Linked DNA regions of Mus musculus: regions 2 and 3 are each linked to region 1. Evidence: chromatin loops called from intact Hi-C (ENCODE). Cell type or tissue: heart. All regions are shown on one strand. Each heading gives the region's core, and the rest is flanking DNA. Links, peaks and the distances in the headings are about the cores only.

What was found. Peaks named below come from ENCODE experiments on the same cell type or tissue, not always from the same donor. Only the 100,000 strongest peaks of a DNase experiment are listed, where the experiment ranks them.
Region 2: a loop joins it to region 1, with 1.8 times the contacts of the local background. A loop is called at or near these places in 5 of 42 quality-filtered maps.
Region 3: it touches region 1 in a loop (2.9-fold over the local background); 15 of 42 quality-filtered maps call a loop at or near these places.

Annotation. Positions count from the first base shown.
Region 1 is chr16:37,536,376-37,542,536 of GRCm38, forward strand. It overlaps Gtf2e1 (general transcription factor II E, polypeptide 1 (alpha subunit)), which reads right to left and starts at 3,414. Exons shown (of 5, transcript NM_028812.4): 1 at 3,278-3,414. It overlaps Rabl3 (RAB, member RAS oncogene family-like 3), which reads left to right and starts at 3,519. Exons shown (of 8, transcript NM_001042499.1): 1 at 3,519-3,585; 2 at 5,472-5,563. The coding sequence starts at 3,540. In heart, for the core only: no CTCF peak of the experiment used is centred there; a DNase peak (open chromatin) is centred at 3,466; H3K4me3 peaks cover 2,837 bases; H3K27ac peaks cover 2,548 bases.
Region 2 is chr16:37,633,355-37,639,515 of GRCm38, forward strand. No RefSeq gene overlaps it. Among named protein-coding and RNA genes, the nearest start is that of Ndufb4, 18 kb to the right of the region's middle. In heart, for the core only: a CTCF peak has its summit at 2,953 (motif pointing left); no DNase peak of the experiment used is centred there; H3K4me3 peaks cover 413 bases.
Region 3 is chr16:37,651,175-37,657,335 of GRCm38, forward strand. Ndufb4 (NADH:ubiquinone oxidoreductase subunit B4) reads right to left here and starts at 3,194. Exons shown (of 3, transcript NM_026610.1): 1 at 3,006-3,194. The coding sequence starts at 3,185. In heart, for the core only: no CTCF peak of the experiment used is centred there; a DNase peak (open chromatin) is centred at 3,287; H3K4me3 peaks cover 2,086 bases; H3K27ac peaks cover 2,977 bases.

The sequences.
Region 1 (6,161 bases), core at 705-5,704:
AAATACTTGATATAGTTATTTTAAGGTTCAACAATATGCTTGATTCCAAAATATCTGTTATTTCTGACAATAATATATCAGCCCCACTTTATTTCACAAAGAGAAACAAAGAAAGCTCTGGGAGTGCTCACAGTTCTTAATGGCATGTTCTCTAAAAATGGCTGGGAATCCAGAGGGTCCTAGCAATTACCCTAGATTTCATTTCTCTTCAGTAAAACTTTCCTGCTAAGATTCAAGAATGTTTTACATAGTCACAACTTTCACAATGATCTCACACACCACACACACACACACACACACACACACACACACAAATACCTAAGTAACTGCCAGCCAGGGGGGGTGTTGACAAAATTAAGGACTGCAATAATTGAAAGAAATTAATGCTAAGCTCAAAGTGCATTACCAACTTTTAAGTCCTATCTGATCATTAAGTAAGCACCTTTTATATTTTAAAAAATGGAGGGAGATGAAGTAAGACACCCTTAAATAGTGGGTCCCTTGAAGAGCAGAGCAGAAGCTGACTGCATATAAGGTCCAGGCCACAGGCCTGAGTTGTCCTCTCAAGTCTCTCACGCGGCACAGCACCTGGACCCCAGTCAGACGAGCTGTTTGTGTGCTGTAGGAGCCTGAAAAGTCCTTAAGTTCAAGCTACGCTTTACTCCAAAGGAAACGTGGTGCTTGTGATTAGTGAAAATGTTCAGTGGGGGCCTAAAAGGACTTATTAGCTAGGCTAGCTTTCATGTAACTTCAGTATGATCCATACTGAAACTAGCCAGCCTATTCACGCTGACTATACTTCAGATTTCTGTAAGATATAGGAAACTTTTAATAGACATCCCCCTGAACTATTTCTAAGAAGTTATATTGTCATTAATATCAGTTTCAACTGAACTTTTAATTTGAACTCTGAAGTAGCCAACCCTATCAGATGTAATGCTTCATTCTGTAAGAAATGTTGTAATATCTGCAATATATCCTAAATAATCAGTGTACACAAGTATGTTATAAGGTCATATCTATAATAAAGGAAAAATAGAAAGAAAGTTAGTTACAACATATACTTTAAACAACACCAGGCAGAGCACTGTAGATACAGCACTGTAGTACTGAACATACACAGAGAAAACAAGGCAACACCTGGACTTACTAGTCTAAACCTGGCAACCCCAAAGCCTTTGTCACCCTAGATATTTAAATAGGTCTGGGTTCACTGCCACCTCAGAATCCCAAGCACAGTACCAGATACATTTTGGTCGCTTTTCCAATTTCACCTACACAGTGTACTAAGAACCACATTTTGCTTTCTGCATGCTCAGCAGCTGACAGAATAGGACATAATGGCCTCAGAAACACGCAAAATGCCTAAGGACAGATGGACGCCAGCACAGCCTATTGTTTTCTGACTTCCTTTCCATTGCTTTGCTCTCCTCTGTCCCACCTCAGACACTGTATGCTCCAGACCATTGGTTCTCAACCCTGACTGTAAAGCAATCACCTAGGCAACATTTTTAAGTCTACTAACACTGGGCCCCATTTCCAAGAGTTCTGTTTCAGTTACTATAGAAGGGCCAGATTAGGAACGCAGCTACTTTTAAAATGCCTTTAGATTACTCTAATGTGCAACAAGTCCCTGATCATTGCTCTAATCTGTCCCATGGCCATGACCATTTTGTATCCTTCAAATGAACATCCTGCATGGAGAGGACTAGTACTTGCTGTTCAGCCTGTTTCCTCTGTCTGATACTCCTCTGGGTGTCCTGAAAATCAGTACAAAGGGACGTTATCAATACTCTTCCAGCCAATAGTTTGAAGCTTGGAAATCCCAGGTCAGCTTCTTAGTGTTAGCCCCAGAAAATCCACAGCCTTCATTTCTTCACATATAAAATAATTAAAGAGCCTTTCTCACACAGGGCTTTGCTCCTTCCCCACATCCCCAATTAAGATAAATCAAGAGTATTCAATCTCTGGGCTTCTTAAAGCTCCTTAAATCAAGTTCTAAAACTGACAGCCCATACAGAACGTTTTCAACAACTTTATGAATTGGTTGTCGACATTTAAAAATCTTGGGTGCCTATAAATCCCAACTGCCTACTCCTCTTGCAGATTGGAAGTAAATGGCCAAAGTCAGACCATGTTCCTATATTAGCTAGTCTCTATGGCAGGTGACACTTAAGTAACTTCTCTGTCTGTGGAGGCTTCTTGGTGTGGTAGCTAGTGGTCTTCATTTATCTTCTTCTCTTCACAGTAATCAGGCATCTCATCTCCCAACGTCACCTTACCCAGTCCAGACCTAGATTCTAGTTGTAAAAACTTTTAAGGACCACTGTGCCCCTGGTGTGGAACTGGGAGAATCAAAAGTTCAAACCACTCTGCTTTTTTAGCAAAGTCATCCTCATATCCACCCTCAGTCCTCAAAGCTAAGCCCAAACCTTTCTCCTACTGTAGTTAGGCTTTGGGTAATGTTTCCTGGCCTTCTCAAATCCCCAACAGTGGCATCCAACACTCTCCCTCGCATTTCCTCAGAATTTGTACAGTTTCTACTTCGAAGGCCTCTTGTTCATTAATGCTAGCGCCTAGCATATTCTACTGAGATACCTGAACTTTCAATACATCCTCTGGGCACGTGTTCTTGTAGCATATCCATCCTGCCAGCTTCCACACAAATCACTTGTTTCACACCTGCATCCCAATAATGAGCGCTATAAGCCATCTTTTTTTTTTCTTTTTAAATTTAACTTGTAATTGCTTTAAGCAAGGAGCTACTACATTAAACTTGTGATTTTTGAAAAAACTATGCTGGATGAAAAGGGATTTAAAAAAAAAACACAAAGTGGGTGCAGGAAGCCCTTTTAGTTAGACTATTTTTAAATACTACTTCCCAAGTTCTAGAAGAACGTGGATCCTACAGAGCCTCTACAGTTTTCTGTTACTGTATTTTACGAACTCTCCATTCCTTCGTCCTACGACGGAGACAGCTCCGGACCGAGGTGCCCTCCACCAGCTGTGTTCAGACATGTCCAGACCCCGAGACCCCACAGTCCCTCAGACGCGCCCAGGGGCTTCCCGGGCCACACTCGACGCCGCCAAGCCCGTCCTACCCGAGGTCGCACATGGGCCGCTCCGGGGCAATGGTTCTTTAGAAGACTAAGAAGAGGACCAAAGCAAGAGGTGGCCGAGGAGAGGGGACTAGACAAGGAAGGGGACGGATAGAAGAAACCATGAAATGCCACGCCAGGTCAGAAACCGGGAACAAGGACGGGAGAATGAGGTTTACCCAAGTGGATGCTCGAACACTCCCACTACAGCCGCCCTCAGCACCTCAACTACCGGCTTCAGCCAGCCCACGCCACTTGCGAGACAAGGACGAACGCCTAATTCCTGCGACCGGTTTGGAAACCGCCCGCTAATCCGCACCCCGAAGCTTTCGATCAGTCACGCTCTGACCGACCAATGAGATGATTTGCCCTGCCCACAAGCCCTGCGCTGATTGGTGAGAATCCAGGAACGGGCGTCAACCTCAAGGAAATCGTGGCAAGATGGCGTCCCTGGATCGGGTGAAGGTTCTGGTGTTGGGAGACTCAGGTGAGCCGCTTAACCCACGTCTGGGACTACCAACACGCCCGAGCTTCCCGACACCGCTCTCTCTTCGCTGTTTACCCCCCCAGCTGCCTAGCGCTTAGGTCGACAGCTGAAATTCCTTTCAAGACCTTAAAACTACACTTCCCAGAGGACTTTGCTCCTTTTGTCGACGTGGTGGCGTGGCGGGAGGTGGGGGGCGCGGAGTCTATGGGTGGAAAAGGGACTAGTTCCACTCACTATCACTCCTAGTGACCCTCTAGGAAAATTTTTGCTTCCTGTCCCCACAACCCTAGGTTCTGCTGGCCTAGAAGTTTTGGTTCCAGAGAGGGGAGAGCTCCTACCAGGAGCCACAAAAAACATTCCAGTTCTTCCACTGCAAGCTTTGTTGCTGGGGAGTGGGTGTGGGGTAAGACATGGTCTCACTAAGTAGTCCTGACTAACGTAGAACTAGCTATGTATATCAGGCTAGTCTAAAACTCACTATATAAACAAGGCAGGCCTAAAATGAAGAGATACACCTGCCTCTGCCACTGTATTAGTCAGGGTCCTCTAGAGTCACAGAACTTATGGGTAGTTTCTTATAGTAAGGGAATTTGTTGATGACCTACGGTCTGTAGCCCAACTCCCCAACAATGGTCAGCAGCAGCTGTGAATGGAAGTCCAAGGATCTAGCAGTTGCTCAGTCCCACAAGGCAAGCAAACGAAGAAGAATCTTCCTCCTTCCAATGTCCTTAAGTAGGTCTCCAGCAGAAGGTGTAGCCCAGATTAAAGGTGTAGGCCTCCCTGCCTGGTGCTGGGACTTGCTTTGTCCCAGATGACCTTGAACTCAGAGATCTCCTTGTCTTAGTCTCCTGGGATTCATAGCCACTATGCCTCAAGATCCAGGTCAGAAACTTGAATCTCCCAGCCACGAGATCAGGATCACAGTGAGCCCTCCAATTCTGGATTGTAGTTCATTCCAGATATAGTCCAGCTGACAACCAAGAATAGCCACTACAGCCGCCGACCTTCTTTAAGACAAGCTCTCCCCTTGGCCTGGAGCCCCTAGGCTAAGGCTGTCAGGCCAACAAACATCAGGGATTGCCTCTCTCTGCCTCCCCAGCACTGACATTAGAGACGTGTGCCTCTTTGCCTGGCTGCTGTGTGTCAGTTCTGTGAACACAACTCGGGTTCTCATGCTTGTAGGGCAAGCACTGAGCCCCATGCGGTTCTTTTGTTTGTTTTTAAGTACACTTTGTATATGATCACAATAACAACATGGTATAATAGAGAAAGTCATATGGCTGGCAATAGTGCTCTAAGGTGATGTTGTTGTTTGGTTTTTTTTTTTTTATACTTTCTCAGTTTTTGGTAATAGAGTTTTTATAATAAAAAGTAAATATTAATGATAGGTCTATATATAACATTGCACAACAAAGAGATTTCCCAAGTGTTTGATACAATTAACAACAGCCAGGTAAATGAATGAGTGACTCCACACCCGCAAATAAAAGACTCATAGCCATGAAAATAGAAGACTCATCTCTTTCCTCTCCACCTAGCTCTTGAAGAGGTGCCCTTTAGTGTTAATGAAAAGATTGCCTGAGCCCAATAGATCTAAAAGGGGGTGAAGCATTGCTTCAAAATTAATAGGCATGATGAAGGAAAGCAAGTGGAATTACCATCATCGTCATTCAGAGGATAAGTCTGGGACCATGTGGTTAGCTGCTTTTTTCAGACCTACATGTAGGCACCAAAGTCCTTTGAGTATGGTAGCATGGCATCATGGATCCTGTCACGGGAGGTATTCAAACAATTTGTTAGATGTTCCCTGGCTTGGAAGAGGTGGTATAAATGTCCCATTTAGGGTTCCATGTTCAGCTGACTAAAGAGACCTTGTATCTTTACAGGTGTTGGGAAATCTTCACTCGTCCATCTTCTGTGCCACAATCAAGTGTTAGGAAATCCGTCATGGACTGTGGGCTGCTCGGTGGATATCAGAGTGCGTGTTCTTGTTTAGTTTTTCCTTAGTCATACTAAGCATAAGTCCTTCAGATCCCGTGATTAATTTATAGGACTTAATTAAAATTAACACTAATAACTGGGATTGATTTAGCTCCCACTGTGTGTCAGTACTGTCATTCCTTGTTTCATCTTTCTTAAACTGTGAAATACAAACACAGAAACTCAGTCATAGAGGAGTAAATAACAACCAAATTCATTCAACTCGTGAGAAGCGAAAGTAACACGTGAGCCCAGTTGTCTGTTTGCACAGGCTTTTATTTTAAACACTAGATTTGGAGTGATAATGTTAATATCCTCCATAAATAATAAAGTTAGTATCTTCCATAAATAGTTCTGCCTAAAGCTGTAACTCTAAGACTGCAAATTTGGGCCTAGTCATACCATGTAAAGGAAAAAACTTCCAGAGCCTTGAGTAGACTGTCTGTTCTGTGTCACAGTTAGGTACTCGATAGAGTTTCCACTAAATTAAGTCATAATGTTTAATTCTGGGCAAGTCTGTCATCTGTTGGCACGTTTTCTTACCACTGAATTAAGAACAAGTACAGGGCCTTGTTAGAACAACTCACCAGGTCAAC
Region 2 (6,161 bases), core at 502-5,501, 97 kb after region 1:
TCCTTCCTTCCATCTTTCTGTCTCTCTTTTCTTTCTTTCTTTCTTTCTTTCTTTCTTTCTTTCTTTCTTTCTTTCTTTCTTTCTTTCCTTCTTTCTCTCTCTCTTTCTTTCTTTCTCTCTCTCTCTTTCTTTCTTCCTTTCTTTCTTTCTTCCTTTCTATTTATTCACTTTACAACCTATTCACTGCCCCCTCCCATTTGCTCCCTTTCACAATCCTTCTCTCCGTCCCCGCTCCTCTTCTCCTCTGAGCAGATGGGCCCCACTGGTTATTTCCCCCCACAGGAGGCACTTAAAGTTTCTGTGAGGCTATGTGCTCCCTCTCCCACTGAGGCCAAACAGGGCAGCCCAGCTGGAAGAACATATCCAACATACAGGCAAAAGCTTTTGGGATAGCCCTCGCTCCAGTTGTTCAGGACCACATGAAGAGTGAGCTGCACATCTGCTACAATATGTACAGGGAGCCTAGGTCCAGCTCATGTATGTATGTTCTTTGGTTGGTGGTTCAATCTCTGAGAGCCCCAAGGGTCCAGGTTAGAAGACTCAGTTGATCTTTCTTCAGAGTTCGTATCTCCTTCCTGGCTTTCAATCCTTCCCCCTATTGGAGGAAGCCTTTCTTTAGAATGTGAGGTCTTCAGTGGAGAAGTGACCTTTAGCTAGATATAAAGAGGAAGCAGGAAGCCACTGGGGGTAGGGGCAGGCTGGGGTGGGATGAGAAGGAAAATATGACAACCAAACACCTTCTGGGTTCAAAGAGCTGAAAGAAGAATCGGAATGAGATGCCCATAGGCAGAAGAAGAGAAGCAAAAACAAAACAAAAACAAACCCAACACAACAACAAACAAAACAAAACAAAAATAAGCGACAACAAAAACGCTATCGAAAATCCTGACACTGTCCTGAACTAGTGAGGTAGCAACAGAGAACGGAGAACATCTGCTTCTGAGTGGACCTGAGAGGACTTGTGGAAAGCGGAGTTGCGAGCAGGGCTGGGACGGCTGCTAAGCTCATGGTTACCCGCCACTCTTGCTGGTGTCAAATCAGAACACAGCAAAAGAATGGCTGTTTGGGTATAGCGCTCAAGCAACGATGAATGGGATTTTGTGAATAAAGATGGAGAGGCTCTTGCTCTGTACCTCCGAGGTTTGCGGTCAGCGCTGGTTGGTTCCCTGCAACTCTTGAAAGGATTAAGCTCCGCCCAGAGGCACGTCTCACTACTGCACCCATCCCTCCTTCCCCCTCCACTCTCCAATTTTCATAGTACTTCCAATCCCAAACTAAGTCCACCACTAACGTCCTCTACTGACAAGCCCCAGCCTTTCCTCCACGGAGTTATGAACCCCACGTGGTTAACCCTACGCTGTACGGCCAGCACCTCAGCTCTGACTCACTCTTGATGCTCTGTTATCAGCTGGGCACGGAGCTCCTCCTGAAGCCAGATGCATGGCGTGGGTTTCCATACATACACTTAGCACCCAGGACTCTGTACTTTATCTCTCCACATACAGCAGCGACTCCCCAGCCTGAGACGAGATCTCACCCAGGCCAGACTGTTCACACTAATTTAAAAAATAAAAAAGATTTGCTTTTCTTCTGTGTGCCTCAGATCAATTAGGAAAATTTGTGTCATTTCCTTAATTAATTCTCCAAAAATAATATTGTCATCTTTTAACTTGGAATGAGAAATCCCAAAGAACAAAAAAGCACCCTGATTAAGTTTCTTCTGGTGACAGGAGGATTTCCAGCAAGACCTCCTTGGCATTTCTGTATATTCTGCCATTTAAAAGATAGTGTGATACCAGTTACCCTTCTCATTTTTCTTCCTAAAGGTCTTCTCACTGTCTAGGTTACCAGAAATGTCCCTAGACTAGTGATTCTCAACAGGTCACCTTGTTCCTTTACCCTCAATACAACCCATCGAAAAAAGCCATCAGCTTCTGGCCCACTGATAAGTACACTGTAGTGCATGGGACAGTCCCACCCAACAAAGAGTGCTAAGCATGAACAAACACTGGGTCTCAGCATCAAGTGTGTATTTGATCATTCACATATCTTTAATTTCCAGTGCCCAGGTTATACCTCAGACCAACCAACTAGAAACACCAGTGATAGAACAAGACTATGGGAACTTGAGCCTCAGGCTGAAGACCAGTGTTTTAGAAAGTTAAAATCAGTAATGAACATAGCTCTGTTTCTAGAGATCCTGGTACCAGGTTTTTGGGGTCAACTAAAAAAAAAAAAAAAAAAAAAAAAAAAAAAAAAAAAAAAAGATTTGGAAATGGACCATAAAGCTTCATTTTCCAGTAAATGTTAACGGGCATGAAGGTAGTGGCATGGGGTGAGGGTTTACCTGGGAAGTAAGAAACTCGTTAGTGTTTAGACAGCATCTACTTCTCAGCACTAGCCAAGGCAGATATATAAGTCAAGACCAGTAAATTACTGAGGGACTGGAGAGATCACTCAGTGGTAAGAGAACTGACTGCTCTACCAGAGGCCCTGAGTTCAGTTCCCAGCACCCATGTGAGGGACTCATAACAAACTGTAATACCAGAATGAAACCTATCACGGTACAAGCACTGTATAACAAGTAGCTATTCTTTCCAGTGGGGTTTGGGGACACTGCTGATTTTAATATACTAGCTTTCAATATAATTATTAGGTAGTTAATTATTAGGTAGATATTAGTAACATTACATATGCATTTCAGCTTCAGAAAGGTCATTAAGAATATAGGTTCTGCAATCCAGTTTGCACTTTTATAGCCAAATGAACCTGAGCATGTGACAACCTCTCTAAGCCTTGTGCTCTTACTTAAAAGGAATGAGTGATTTATTTCCCTAGGATTTTGTGGGGGTTAAATGAGATGATGCTGTGAAGCCGCCCACATGATGTGCACCGTTTAGTGTTACCCTTATGACTCAGTGTATTCAGCTCCTGCCTCCGGGAGACTCTGGTGCCCTCTGCTGTAGGAGCTGCCCGAATGACTAAGCGGAGGTCGTTGTGCCTAAATAAACTAGCATCTGGCTGAAGAGGCAAGTGTGCACTTCTGATGCCATGGGAAACAGATGTATCAAGTGCAGGAGTGTTGACACCTTGTTTTCTTTAGGACTAAGAGCAAAGAAATCATATGGTTTAATTTAAGAACTCAACAGGGTATATTAATAGATCAAGTGAAGTGGAAGGGAAGACAAGGATTTAAAGCGGTTTGGATAAAAAGCAGTTTCCATGTGAGTGTCTGAGAGCGTTTCCCAGGGGACTCTTGCCTAATCATGAGACCCTTGGGAGTTTCATTAGGCTAATCCAGATTTTTAAAATCTAAAGTCATATCAGAGCTTCAGTACAAACCACAACAGCATGATTAACAGCAATGCCTTACCGAGGGCCAACCACGTGTAATTCCATAGCACCCCAGCAACAGAAATTTGACAAATGGGGGCATTTTGTTCATTCATTAGCATTTATTTTAGAGTCTGTGAAACGTCTGAAGGATGTTCCGTTTCTCTTAATAAAAGATTATGATTTGATTAAGAGTTTACTCAACTCAAGTATCTGAAAATCTAAGATTAGTTTAGCAGCTACTGTTTTCTCTTATTAAAGATGTCTAAAGTTAGTAGTTCAGGGTGGGGAAAATGGTGGTAGAGAGGAGTCCTGGACCTATAGCCTTCCTGATTTTCTGCTCCCTATTCTTGGCATGTTGTGTTGTTCTTTTCTGTGGTGGTTTGAATGAAAATGGTTCCCATAGGCCCATAGGGAGTGGCACTATTAGGAGGTAATAGCCTTGTTGGAGTAGGTGTAGCCTTATTGGAGGAAGTGTGCCACCAGGGAGGGGTGCTTTGAGGTTTCAGAAGCTCAAGCCAGGCCGAGTGGCTCACTCTCTCCTCCTGCTCCTTTGGATCACCTACATCTCCAGCACCATGTCTGCCATGTGCCACCATGACAATATTGTACTATGTGCACCATGACAATAATGGACTAAACCTCTGAAATGTCAGCCAGCTCCAACTAAAAGTTTCCCTTTATAAGAGTTGCTGTGATCATAGAGTCTATCCACAGCAATAAAGCCCTAACTAAGACATCTTTGTTCTTGACCTTTGCATCTACATTTAGGACACAGCAAAGAGAAGAAGACAAAAGGGTGTGTGGACATAGTCAAGGTAGGTCTCTTACCTGGGGAAATACTGTCTTTCTATTCAGGAAGGGAAACCTTCTGCAGACTTCGCCTTTGGGTTCCTGGGCACTGTCCACACCAACCTCTAGCAATCTTGATCTGAGACAAGGGTTATCTTATCTTGCCTGAAGTGAAGCTTAAGCCAACAGCTTCCTGAGAAACCAGGCTTCCATTTGAAGAGAAGAAAGTGGGTAGGGATACTGACATGCAACACTTAGAGCCTACCGTGGCTACTTTCACTTGACAGGGGCAGCAAGACAATAAGAAGTAGGGTTTGAATACCTTCACTTTCCAGGATTGGGGGTAGGGGATGAATCTGTCAATACTCATTTTGCACAAACAACAGACAGACAGACAACTCCCAACCTACAAACAGCTTCTCAAATTTCTCTTTGTATGAGGTCAGAAAATTGGCTGGCAATTGTCTAGTCCTGACAGTGTCCCTTGTGATCACAAATAGATGACAAAAGGAAATCAAGCAGCAACAGTTCCTAGTAATCTTCATCTGCAGATGAGCAGGGTGTGCTGAAGAATTGGAGAAGTAATTTCTGCAGGCCAAACATTTCCTATAGAATGATGATGTAAAACCAAACATTCAAGGCACTCTGCACTCTTTCCACACTCTGCTGCTTTCAATGTTTTATGGAAAAGGTTGATAAGACCCTCTTTAGAAAACTTAGTGTTTTTAATTTTTGAGAAAAAAATCCATATATGATTTTTAAGTCTTTGTGCAAATTTTCAAGAGTAGCTTATCGCCTTGTCTCTTTTTCAGCGTCACCTCAATAATTTCATATTAGATGGCAGCCCTCAAGACCCGCCTAGACAGATTCCTCAAATGGCCTTGGCTATTTCCAGCTTCTCCAAGGTCCAAGATTCTTCTAGAACCTAATAAGAGACAAAGCAAAGAAGTGACCCAAAATTAGCCAAGTAAGACAGCATACCTCTAATCCTAGTCCTTGGGAGTGGCAGAGGTTGGAGGCCCAGGAGTTCAGAGCCAACCTAGAATGCATAGCAAAACCCCACCTCAAAAAAAGAAAAGAAAGGGGGGCTGGAGGACAGGGAAGATAGCTCCATTGGTAATGGACATGCTGTGCAAGCATGAGAACCTGAGTTTAATGCCCAGCCTCAACATGAAAAAGCCAGAAATGATCACCCAGCACAGACAGGTAGGTCCCTGGGACTCCCTGGCTAGCCAGCCTAGCCTAGTCAGTGAGCGCTAGGACTCAGGGAGAGACTGTCTCAAACTGCAAGGTAGGAGCTCCCTAAACAGGAACACCAAGTTGCCCTCTGCCTCGCATGCATCCACACATACACGTATACATACTCTCACCCGCAACTACTCACACACTCAAAGGAGCCCACACACAAACAACGAGGATGATCAGGGACAGAGTCAGAACTAAGGCGGTCCTCCTTATGACAGTGTGGAAACTTGAACTTGACCTCCAGTGTGAGGTTTGCTCGAGATAACTGGCACTGTACCAGTCACCCATGTCTAAGAGAAACCTGGAAGTCACAAGTCAGATGAGCCCTCTTTAGCCCTCTGGGTCTGAAACTTAACTATGAGGTCCAGGTTCACAGAGCACTTCTGGGATGGCTGCCAACGAAGGGTCTACAAGTAGATGATGTGGCTTGGTGGGTGTTTCTCTTGGCCATGGTACCAAGATGAGACATCTGACTCTGCCAGGCAACCAAGAGGGCAGTGAATGGAAGTGTTGCTATCATGCTTAGAGGAAGAAATAGATACTCTGAAAGAGAAATGTGGACACAATAAACTTTCCACAGAAGCAGAAAATACAGATGGGAGTTTGAAAGCCCTATCTTTTCATGCACAGGACAGCCAGGGTTACACAAGGAAAGCCTGTCTCTGGGGCGTGGGGGTGGGGGTGGGGGTCGGGAGTGTGTTTCTAGACATCTTAAAGTCCTGTTCATATTCTGCAGTCATGCACATTTAACCATTAGCAGATTCTTATACATAATTCTAATTTCTTCAGAT
Region 3 (6,161 bases), core at 831-5,830, 110 kb after region 1:
GGGGTTGAGGCAGCTTTCCATGTCACCACTCAATGTCCAGTGAAATGCCAGCAGCCTCTGGTGTGGGAAAGCCTCACACTTTCCTCTGTACTTCCCGAGTCCATCTCTGTTTGGCTTCCTTCCTCTCTGCCCATTCTCTCTTCATCTCTTTTGCTCTTTTCCTTCTGTTGTTTTTCAGTGTTTTAACATCGGGCTTTAACTTTTGCTGGGCTCTCTTACATAAGTTCACTCCATGAAAGAGGTCATCTGGTCACATGACTTTAAGCCCATATGGGCATGGCTACCAACAGCCTACCTCTAGCCCTAGACCTCCATGTTAAACACAACATCTACCCAGGAGTCCTAAAAGTACCATAAACTGATCTGCCAATATTCCTTTCAGTCCACCACCACGTGTGTTCCTATCACATTCCTGTTGACCTTGGAACCATCCTCCCCTTGTCTCCTACACCAGACAGTTGCACCCTGCTGAAGCCGGCTGGATCTGCTTTTAATACCGCCCATCCTATTCTCACCACACCTTGCCATCTCACAACTACTGTCACAGAGCCCATTAACTGCGAGATTTAACTACTACAGAGATTTAACTGCTGCAGAGGCCTCCTAGCTCCTCCCTCTCTGCCCTCACTTCCTCCCAGACAATTCTTGAGGAAACAAACTTGAGAGATTTTGTTAAGTCTCCGTTATGTGACTGCCTCCTCAGTAGAGATCTTTACAATGTCATACAAGGTCCATGTGATCAAGTCGCAGGGATCTCTTTGACTTCGGTTTGTCACTGTACCCCCCACTATTTTATCCATAACAGTCTCATAAGAAACAAAACTTCATCATCGAAATACATTCTATGTAATTCTCACCAATGCATCTAATATAAAATAAAATAACACAATTAATAAAGATGTTATTTTTAAAAAGGCAATCATGTTATAAGGACATAAAATGAAACTTGGCTCCACCTCCTGAGTACTAGGTCTGCTAACATATTTTGAAATAGCTCTCTGGTATAGTTTGAGATATATTAAATGCTAGAGCTGGTCTTGTACCTACAGTGTCTTCTAATTGGCACACTCTTTCCCTTTCCCTCAAGCTAACTCCTTTGGTTCACTTCTTTCAGATCCTTACTTAAATGTCATGCTCCAAGAATGGGATTGTGGCTCAGTGGTGAGCGCTTCCCTCCCATGTGAGACCATGGATTTGATCCCAAACACTACAAAACAAACAAACAAAAACAAGATGCCCAAAGCCCTGTTCCAAACAGGTGCTTCCTTCCCTGGTGCACGCAGGGTTGACCCCACCCTTATTTTCTGTACCACTCACCACCGGCTCAAACACCAAATGATTCAGATTTCTAACGCACTTAGTATTTGTCATCCCCATTCCAAACACAGGTAGCTCTACAAGGCCAGGGACTTCCAGCTGGCTTTGTACTCTCAACTCAGCATCTTCGTCTCATAATAGGTCCTGAGCAGTTATTTTTGACCTAATTAGTTACCCCTAAAGACTAGACAAAGGGTGCACAAGTTTTGGCTGGTAAACGATTAATGGGGCAGCTAAGGAGGCAGGTGTCTCTATTTCTATTAGAGATGCGAAATGGAAACTTCCCTGGGTTACAGAGATCAAAAAACAGACGACTGGGGGTTCAAACTTCACATCTGACTGAGGCCTTACTCTAGTTACTTTTAAAAAGTTAAACAAACAAACAGGCCCCGTGTTGTGGTTCATGCCTTTAATGTGAGCACTCACAAAGCGGAGGCAGGTTGATCTCTGTGAGTTCAAGGCCAGCCTGTTCTACATACTGATTTCCAGGACAGCCAGGGCTGCTGTATATTCAGACCCTGTCTGAAAAAAAAAAAAAAATAGTAACAATCCCATGCTATCTAGCTTATAGTATAGAACAGGTGTATCTCTTTCACCATGTAAACAAAGGTCTGCTTGAGGATACTCTATCTGTGCAGAAGGTAATATAAGTCACACAGACTAGGGTGTGTGACCTGTTTCTGGGTGTCACTGTCCATACAGTCTCATCTAGAAAGCCAAGAGACTAACACAGTAACCTCTGTGAATGACTGCGACATTTAATTTTTTTAAATGTCTTTCAGACCAGGCATGGGTTTCAAGTGGCAGTAACCCCAGTATGTGAGGCTGTGGCTGGAGGACCTGGCATTCTGAGCCACCTGGAGACTAGCATTGAACCTGACCACTTTGTGTAACTTTCCCTTGGTTGTTCTAACTTTCAAAAATGATAGAGAATATGTATGCAATTGTTGGAAAATCTTTATTTAAAAAAAAATCCCATTTGAGATATTTAGACAGCTTTTACAGAAGAAACTGTCTAAAAGCACACTTGCCAAAATATTTTTTTAGTGATGTATGTTACATACATAGTAATGCTACGTACTTTCTTGTTTGATTTCACAAATCTGACGGATGCACACCATTTTCCACGAGAACACAAAAAAGCTATGGTTTGAGAGGGATTACGTAAATTGCCCAGGGATCATAGTTGGTTATTATATGGGGCCATGAGGTCTGCTTCCAAAGCCGAATGCATCAAAGCCTCAGCTTCTATAACACACTTCATTTGAACAACCCCTATTCTCAAGAGAAAGAAAGAAGTGTCCTTGAGAGTTAGGAGCTGAATGGCACAAAACAGCTTTTTATGCAGTACACTTGGGAGAACCGGGCTTGAGCACGCCCTTTTCGAGGAAGATACTGTGCTAGATTAGTCAGTCATGTGTTAATCTGCCTCAAAAGATATGAAGGACCATATTATGGCCATGTTTCAGACAAGAAAGCCGAGACTATGCAGAGTGGAACAAGTTTCTCTAAACCAAGGGGGAAGCCGTCCGATCCCTTTGACCACTGAGCCGAAGGCCGAAGTTGAAGGGCCAAGGGCTGTGCGGCTCGGGGCCGGTGTCCAGCACACGGAGGGAGCTGGGCGGCCCCGCGTGTGCCCACGCGAGATGCGGCTGCCCCGGCCCACAGTCCCGCCCGGCCCCACTCACGATGTGCGACACGCGTTTGGGGTCGTTGTACTGAAGCAGATACTCCCGTTTAAGCCGGGCCCTTATGCTCAAGCGCTCGACCTGCGCCCTTCTGGTCTCCGGAGACACGTCATACTCGGCAGGGTCGAGGGTACTGGGGAGAGTGGCCAGGGGCGCAGGCTTATACTTGGAACCCGACATCTTGACTCCCGGCGCACATCTGCGCCTGCGCGGATATGAGGGCTGCCCTCTCGAGTCTGACCTTCAGGCTCAGGAAGTGCGCCTGCGCGCGCACAAGGCGCTCTGGCAGGAAGGGGCGGGAGAGGGGTGGGGTTCGAGGCTGGGTGGAGCCTTTGCCAATCCTCCTTCACGCCCTCGTCCCGCGTATTCTGCGCGTGCGCACTGCTTCTCGTTTTGCCTCCTCTTGTCTGGTGGTAAACTCCTTTTCTCTCTGTGCTACTACTTGTTTGCAGAACTGATTTCCTGAAGTTGAGTAGACTAGAGGAGACTGGGAAACTGGGTTGTCTGTGACTCCTGAAGTCCTACAGTCCAGGGTGGGTTCTTCCAACCTGGGTGACCTTGTCATTAGTCAAGGTCATTAGTGTCTCCCAAATTTCCTTTTTCTTACCCTGGAGAAATGACCTTGACTCTGCACTCCTAGCAAGGTTGTTGGAATTAAATGAGACATTGAAAACAATGAAATTGCTTTTCAAACATTTCCCTAGCTACGCCCCACCCCAAACAAAAAAGAGAATAAGCTTTCTAAAGGTTACCACTTTAGGACCAATCCACTGTTAACCCCAAAGATGGGAGGAGAAAGACCACCGACTCAGATCATCTCGTCCAGATTAATTAAAGTCAGGTTTTTATTCCTGTACACGAGCTGCCTCCCCCTGCCTCCTCCTAAGGCAAGGTTCATTGGATGTGAGGAAGGCTTTTATAGCTCAGAGGTAGAGGAGTTCTAAATGGGGGATTTGTGGCAAAATAGGAGTTACAGGAGCAGAATATAGGCATAATAAGTTAGTCTCCTGAAACAAAGACACAAAGGCAGTCATAACAGCAGGTAGTCATACAAGGTACCCATACAAACCTTTTGCAAGATAAACATTAACTTTTTGAAACAAAAATGTGAGTGCTATTCCTGGAACAGGCAGTACAGAACCATTTGTAGTTAAGGTTACAGGTGGGGCATAGCCCAATCTTTGATTAATTAACAGCTTTAATTCATCAAGTTAATTTGTTTAACTTAGTTTGTCTTTACTATCAGATGGCTTTTAAACCTAAGATGGAGGCAGACTGGTTCTTCACCACCTAAGTATAAGCTTATCTTTTGAAGACATAAAATACTGTTTAAAAGGAGAGTGGGGTTACAGAGCAAGTTTTACCTGGCTGTAGTAGATCAGAAAATAATAAAGAATGAAACTCCTGAGTAAATACCTTAGTGAAAATGCAAACAAAACAAAACAAAAACACCTCTCTTAAATCCTCAGCACTCCTCAGGTGCTGAAAGTAAAAGACATCCTTTCAGATAGGAAAGTAACAAGCAGAATAACAGTGCATTCCCGCAAACCCTTGGGAGGCTGAGGCAGGAGCTCTGAGCTCAAGGCCGGCCTGGGGTACACCACAAACCTCTGTTTCAAGAGAATAAGAACAGGAAAGATGATTTGGAGAGTAAATGAAGGTAACATGCAGCTCTCAGCATCTCTGCACCTCCCGCTCCCATCCCCCCTCCAATGCTCCACCCCCTGTCACCACCCCTCCTTACTCCCTCCCACTCACACTCCTCACTCCCCCACCCCCACCCCCACACACTATCACTAAGGGGAAAGATCAACTTCAAGGCACACAGCAGGGTCCTTAGCTTCCCATAAAACACTCCTCAGGAGGCAACAATGGAAACAATAACACCAACAAGGAAAGCTAGATCAAAAAAGAGCTTCAACTTGGCTCAAACTTCCGGGGACATGTAGGTATGTGGGGGGAGTGGTTGCTAGGCAGTGACAGGGCCTAGAAAGTGTTGGCACTGAAGTGATGAGCAACAGCACTGCTGTCAAATTTATTCAACACTCTAATACTGTTTTAAAATATTTATTAAGCACCCCTGCATGAAGCATACCTTACACCATTCCGTCTTAGTCAATCTTCTGGGCTCAGTAGAGAAATTACACAAGAAATGGAAGCTGGATCCTTGTTATCCGCCCCCCCCACCCCCCCACCCCCCCACCCCCCCGTAGCTGACAGTCATGCAGTGAACAGGCAGAGCAGGATATCTGCAAAGTAGTTCCATGTCCAAATGAATATGAAGCTAAATCGACTCATAAGAAAGCCTGCTTCAGGGCAGTAGAAAAATTATTACACTCAATTTAAAGAAGGGGGGCGGGAGGGACGGGGATGGAGAAGGGGAGGAGAGGGGAAATGGGGGGGGGGAAGAAAGTTGTTCTCAAAGATGCAGGTTTAGGATGTAAAATTCTAAATAATAAATAAGATTTTAAAAAACCCTTTTAAGACATTGATATGGGAAGAGAAGGTGAAAAGAATAAAGGAATTCAGGGAGTATGTGAGTATAAGCTGCCCATTTACAAAGTTGGAAAGGGATGTATTTGTGAAAGAGAAGCATTATTAAAGTGAAATATTTGCATGCGTTTAAGGGGTTATTCCTGTGCTTTTGAGTTCTCATAAACATGACTCAAGATGACTGTTAAAGGCCTGGGATTTGGCTTTGTTTTGCAGGGACATACAATTCACTGAGTGCTTACTGTGTATCACATGCTACTCTGTTCTATGTATTTCAAGTCCTCAAATACCGGTTATTCCCACTGGAATAATGATGGGATGCCTTGTCAGTTTCCATGACGATGGGTTTCACGGGACGTTTTCATCCACATGTCTAATGTATGTTGATCGTATTCATCCACTGTCACTCTCCTGTGCCCCTCTGCTCCCACTGAGTCCCGTCCTCTTCCCAGCTCCTCCTCCTCCTGCTCTCATGTCCTTTTTACTGGTGGTCCAGAGAGTCTAATTAGTTACATACAGGAGTATGGGTGAGGAGTTATTTAGAAAAGCATGGACAACCAGTAGCTACATCACTGGAGAAAATGTCTTCCCCAAGCAACCATTAGCTCATCTGAGAAAAATGGGGCCTCATGAGTTGACTCCTCCCCCAGCAATAGTTGACCA